Regions from separate parts of the Homo sapiens genome. Here region 1 is linked to region 2. A link is an interaction called in ENCODE POLR2A ChIA-PET data of the cell type or tissue named here. Cell type or tissue: PC-3. All regions are shown on one strand. Links, peaks and the distances in the headings refer to the core of each region. The heading gives the core; the rest is flanking DNA. Region 1 has its middle 33 kb from the start of TPM1. Region 2 holds the start of USP3 (ubiquitin specific peptidase 3).

Evidence for each region. Peaks named below come from ENCODE experiments on the same cell type or tissue, not always from the same donor. Only the 100,000 strongest peaks of a DNase experiment are listed, where the experiment ranks them.
Region 1: POLR2A ChIA-PET joins it to region 2 with 13 read pairs; 3 of 35 experiments call an interaction of 5 or more read pairs at or near these places.

The regions. Positions count from the first base shown.
Region 1 is chr15:63,008,008-63,010,811 of GRCh38, forward strand. No RefSeq gene overlaps it. Among named protein-coding and RNA genes, the nearest start is that of TPM1, 33 kb to the right of the region's middle. In PC-3, for the core only: no CTCF peak of the experiment used is centred there; no DNase peak of the experiment used is centred there.
Region 2 is chr15:63,501,882-63,504,685 of GRCh38, forward strand. It overlaps USP3 (ubiquitin specific peptidase 3), which reads left to right and starts at 2,712. Exons shown (of 15, transcript NM_006537.4): 1 at 2,712-2,804. RefSeq lists enhancers at 992-1,785, 1,264-1,313, 1,786-2,578 and a silencer at 2,304-2,643. In PC-3, for the core only: no CTCF peak of the experiment used is centred there; DNase peaks (open chromatin) are centred at 410, 1,500, 2,020 and 2,610; H3K4me3 peaks cover 1,650 bases; H3K27ac peaks cover 2,387 bases.

The DNA of each region.
Region 1 (2,804 bases), core at 4-2,503, 490 kb before region 2:
AAAAAACCTAATAAATAACATACGATTTTGATATTGACTCAATGGGACTTTGAACTCAATATCTGTTGAGTCAATGAATGTTGTTCAATAAATATGCCCAGACATTCCTTTAAAAAGGCATGGAGTTTTCTCTTCTACATATTAATAATAGTTCCATTTATTGAGCATGTACTATGGGCCGAGTATTATGCTAAGTATATCAGTCAGGCCCTTATATACTTAGTATAATACTTGGCCCATAGTAGATGCTCAGTATACCAGTTTGATGTATCACATGCTCATATATCCCTAACTGATATACTTAGTGTATATCAGTTCCTTTATTCAACTCTCCTCAAATTACCTGAGTGTTTAACTTGCTCCCTGACTGACATATACTTAGTAATAGTATATATCTAAGTACATATAGTAATAGTATGTATCTAAGTATATATAGTATACTAAGTATATATCAGTCAGGGAGCAAGTTGAATAGTCATATCAGGTAATTTGAGGAGAGTTGAATAAAGGAACTATTTACAAAGGTGTGGGTAGTGTGGGGAAACCCCATAGGCGCATGCGGTAGCCCAGGGTGGATAGTGCCAGCCATTACCTCCTGGGCTGAAGGATAAAAGGTGGGAGACAAAGACAGGTATGTGGAGAGGGCAGTGTGACAGGAGCTGAGATGGGGTCAAGGGACGCAGCCTGCGAACAGTGCCCAGAAGAGAAGGTGCTGGACTCACCCCTGTCCCCCACTACAAGGTCAGAGGGGCAAACGACAGTTATCCCATCCTCTCATGATTGGATCTGGTTTGTGTCATTTAATTGTCTCGATAATCCTATAAAGTAGGTACAATTATCACCAGCCCATTTTAGAGATGAGGAAACTGAGTTAAAAGAAGAAACAGGTTGCCCAGTTGTGGCAATCAGTGGGCCAGGATTTCAACCAAATCTCTCTGATTCCATAGACCATAAAGTCTGCAGGATAAACTTGCATCATGCCATAAACTTGCTATGAAATTGGCAAGATTTATTTTTAAAAATAACTTTATAAAACTGGATTAGCTATTCACCTTAGCTAAAAGTGTTGATGCCCTTTCGCCCCCCTTTAAAAAATCAAATAACTTGTATATAATTTAGTTGTTTGGAAATGGAAAGACAAATTCGCGGGGTAACTGGTGAGCCACACAAAACCGCATTTAGTCTCTAAACTATGGGGATCTGAAAATCCTGTGTAAGTGTTCAGAGAGAAGAGATGGAGAAAAGATGAAATAAAATGCAGGCTATGGGTACCAGAAGGGATTTTGGAGATGAGCAAGCCCCCAGCCCACCCCCATTGCACAGGAAGACCCTGCCAGGGGAACTGAGTCGCCAGGGGCAGGTGAGTGTGCTACACAGTTGGTCTCCTTGCAGATGAGGCTGGAAAGCTCCCCGGCCTCTACCACCTCTCTCCACACACACACCATGCCCGACCATGTGGAAGAGCTGTCTGTTTCTTGAGCATGCCTGCCCAGGCCCAGGTCTTTGCTATTGCTAGTCCCTCTACTTAGGAGAACTGGAAAGAGCAAAAAGCCCTAACATTGTTTCAAGCGCTACACATGCTGCTAATTTCATCTTTGGAACAACCTGTTACATGGGTACTATTACTATTCCCAGCTGACATCTGTAGGAAACAAGCACAGAACAGTTATGTAACCTACTCAAGGTCACACAGCCAAGACGTGGCAGAGCAGAAATTCAAACCCGAGGAATCTAATCCAAGCCCTTGCTCTTTCCTACTGAATTCCACTTTCTGGAATGCCCTAGCTACTTCCTCCCCACTCTCTGTTCAATTAGTTGCTATTGCTATCTCAAAAACCTTTAGCTCAGGGATCTTCAAAATTTTCCACCAGAGGACTTTGAATGTTGGAGGAGAGCGAATAGGTGCCCGTGGGGTTTGGGGCCATAGCGTGAGGAGTCTGTCATGTGGGAAAAATGTCTTTGCAGTCTCTTGTTTTAATTTTAAAATTCATCCAAAGTTTGTACTCCTTTACATAATACTGTCATGTTTGTTTTATTTTTTTTAATAATGTTTTTAACTACTTACCATCTTAACAAACCAATGCTCTCAAGAGAGGCACCAGATTTATCCTATGGTGGCTATGATAAACACAGGTTTATCCTATGACTTCACCTACCCCATCGCACAAGCCCCACATTCTCCAGGAATGTGAAATCTACTTTAGTTCAAGCGCCACTTCTTTAGGTAAGCCTTCCCTACCCCACCCCACCAAGCAGGGCTAAAGCCTGTGCTCACCAAGTAGCCGAAGTATACCTCTCATTTCCAAAAGGATCATCAACTCTCTCATCCCCTAAGATAGTGACTTGTCCTTCCTTGATTAATTAAGGCAGCTGCCATTCAGGACTATTAGCGTCAACAGGCCCCAGGCAGAGGAGGCAAAAAACCAAATGCTACCCTGCAAAATGACATGGCCAACTGAGGAAGGTGGAGGAGTGCAGAGCAAATTGAGGAAACGTAGGCTTTCTCCAGTGAAGTGCTGGTGAAGGTTTATTGACCTGGGTGTGGGGAGGACAGCACTGATTTGTAGTGTTTGCCAATTTCCAAGTGTAAATACTCCCACAATGGCTGACTTCAACGGGCCTGGAGTTGGGTAGTGATGTGCAGCAGTGTATTCCACCATTATAGACACAATAGATAATAGTAAAGTGTAGCAAAATAATTAGGAAGTAATGCATTTTTAGCATGTATTAAAATTTTTAATATAACTTATTTAATTACAAGTTTATGGAATTTACAATTTAATAGTGGTGGCAATGTTTAACAA
Region 2 (2,804 bases), core at 253-2,752:
CTCTGGGGACTATCACAATCGGGACTAAATTAGGGCCCCTGCTCCCAAGGGTTTTTATTCTAGCTGGGGAGAGAAGTCACTAATGGAAACTTTTTTTTCCCTTAAAATAGCTTACACCTTACAAAGCACTTTCACATTCCTGATTCCGTTAAAATCATAAAGCTAGAACTGAAAGGAAATTTAGAGATCATCTCTAGGGGTCAAATATTGGCAAATATTGGGCCACCTGCTAGGCTCTTGCCCATGGTAGACATGGCTAACATACCGCACACTCACCCGTTCATGTCATGTATTCACTTACTTATCAGACATCCTCCATGTTCTACATTGCATGTTAGAAATAAAGCAGAAAACCAGACAGACTTGTTTGCTACCTTATGGACAAACAAGAGGAAGAGAGACATTAAACAAATAATTACACGCATGAAGAGTGTTTTTAGGCCGGGCGCGGTGACTCATGCCCGTAATCCTAGCACTTTGGGAGGCCTAGGCGGGAGGATCTCTTGAGCCCAGGATTTCGAGACCAGCCTGGGCAATATAGGAGACACTGTTTTTTTTTTTGTTTTGTTTTTTGTTTTAAGTGTTTTTAAAAGCCGGTGTTGGGGCAGACAAGGACATCACACACTGGGAGGTACCCTGCGGGTGGGAAAGGGTCGGGAAAGACTCCCTCAGGAAGTGATGTTTAAACTGAAGTCTAGGGGATTAGGAAACGGAGTCTCTGAGAGGGTGAAGAAATATTACATACCAGTATGAAGCATGGCCTGAGTGAGGTCATGCTCCAGGGCCGAACAAGGGGTTATGGATGCTAAGTGGGGGTGGGTGTCCGGAGGAAACAGAAGGTTGGTGGAGCAAGGCCTTAAAGACAAATAGGTTGACATGGAGAGATGGGTGGAAGAACTTGAGCCAAGGGCAGATATTATTGTTTCTCCTCCTCCCGCTTCCCAGGGAAGCAGCTCTCATCTAGTGTCAGTAAAAACAAATACAAAGTTATAATTTATTGGCCACCTAGTATGTGGTGGCAATTTTCATGAATTCTCACATGTTCCTTGCGAGACAAGTATTCTTCTTCCAGTTTTACAGATCTAGAAAAGGCTTGGAACGGCTAGAGACGCTTGCTAAGCCTGGCCGTCAAGTAGGCAGCAGAGCTAAGATTTGAAAGCATGCCGGCCTGCCTTCCTAGGCAGACGCACTTTCCACAACGCATCACTGCCATAAAAATCCCAGGCCGAGGCTTGCTCTAACAGCAAATACCACTTGGAAAAGGACAGATCTTTGAGGACCCAGAAATACTTCTGGGGAAAGGATGAGCAGAGGTGCCCCCGGTGGGTGGATACCATTAGGCAGAGGTCTATGCGGAAGAGGCCGACTTGTGGCGTGGGAGGTAGGGAGGAGTAAGAAGTGATTGACGGGGCGTCCCTGGCTGCTCTAGGACTGCATTGCGGGGAGGTGCCCGGCTCTAACCACTGCCCGGCCCGGTTAATCATTTCCTGACCTTCCTTCCTCCTCTCGCTCTGGCCGCAGGATTGCCACATCAGTCTTCCCCCTCCTCCTGCTCGCCTTCTGGCCCCGAGGCTCCTTCGCCGGGTTTTACAAGGAGCCCCAACTTGGAAGCAATATTTGTAATAGCCCCGGACGTCCTCAAGTGCCCCAGTGAGATCGCAGGCTCGATCCAGGGTATGCCGGCCCAAGCGGCCCCTTGAGGCTTGCCCTCTTCTCTAATCCCTCACTAAAAAGAGGTCAGAGGGTCAGGGATCCAATCTCCATACAGATCAACAAGTTACAGACTCGGTTTCCCCCTGCGGTAAAAAGGGGATGGTAACAGCTGGTAGGGTGTTGCGAGGCTTAAATGCGGTATGGGAAGTGCCTGGCTGGGAGACCTTAGGTATCTAACAAATGCTAGATCCCTTCCCTTCTTATCGCCTGGTAATGGGGAGTTTAGCTTGCCCAGCAATCCCAGGCTACGTTTATCTCACTTGAACTTCCTGGCTTGAAAGTCCTACGATGTGCTGGAGGTAACGCAGATGGTGAGTCACAGTGACAGGATTTGAACGTGGGTTCATGGGCGCCCCTGCGGGCCCACCCACGCAGCATCTAGGTGGCTGGCTAACGCCACGTGTTCAGAACCTAGAAAGGGCTACGGATCGCACCTGCCGCAAGGAGCCTAACGCTAAGTCGGGCGGGACTGCCCTGGCACCCATGAAACCCGCTGCCCGCCTCCCCCGGGGCCAGGCCCTTGGCCTCCCCAGCTTGTTTCTTCGTGTATAAAATGAGGGCCACGGTGCCTGTCTGCCCGAGAGGTTTTAAAGTTCTTCTTTACACTTTGCGGAGCGGCCGGATTTTTACCACGAAGCCACCGAGTAGTCCGCACCACATAGGTTCAGTATCCTCCGCCCACCGCAGGAAACGCCGCGGACGGCCCGGGGTGCCCTGCTCGGCGCCCCACCCTTCCCGGGGCCGGGGAAGCGGCGTGACTAGGAAAGTCACTTCGGAACACAGCCGGACTCTGCGCCACCAGCTGGAGCTCGCCGGGACCCCACCCCGCGGGCTGGGCGGGGGCGGACCCGGGGGCGGGGCGGGGAGGGGCCGGCCTGGAAAGGCGGAAGCCTCCAGTCTAGGGGTGGCTGCAGAACCCGGATCTCGGAGTTACACGTTCTACGGAGCGGGGCGCCGGGAGACGGCGGGCGAGAAAACCCGGCGTCCGGAAGCCCGTGCTTTCTTTGACGCAAGGGCTCGAGACGCAGCCGCCGTCGGCCGAGCGCCCGGCTAGAAGCGACACCAGACGGAGCCTCCGGAGTTCCTCCGCC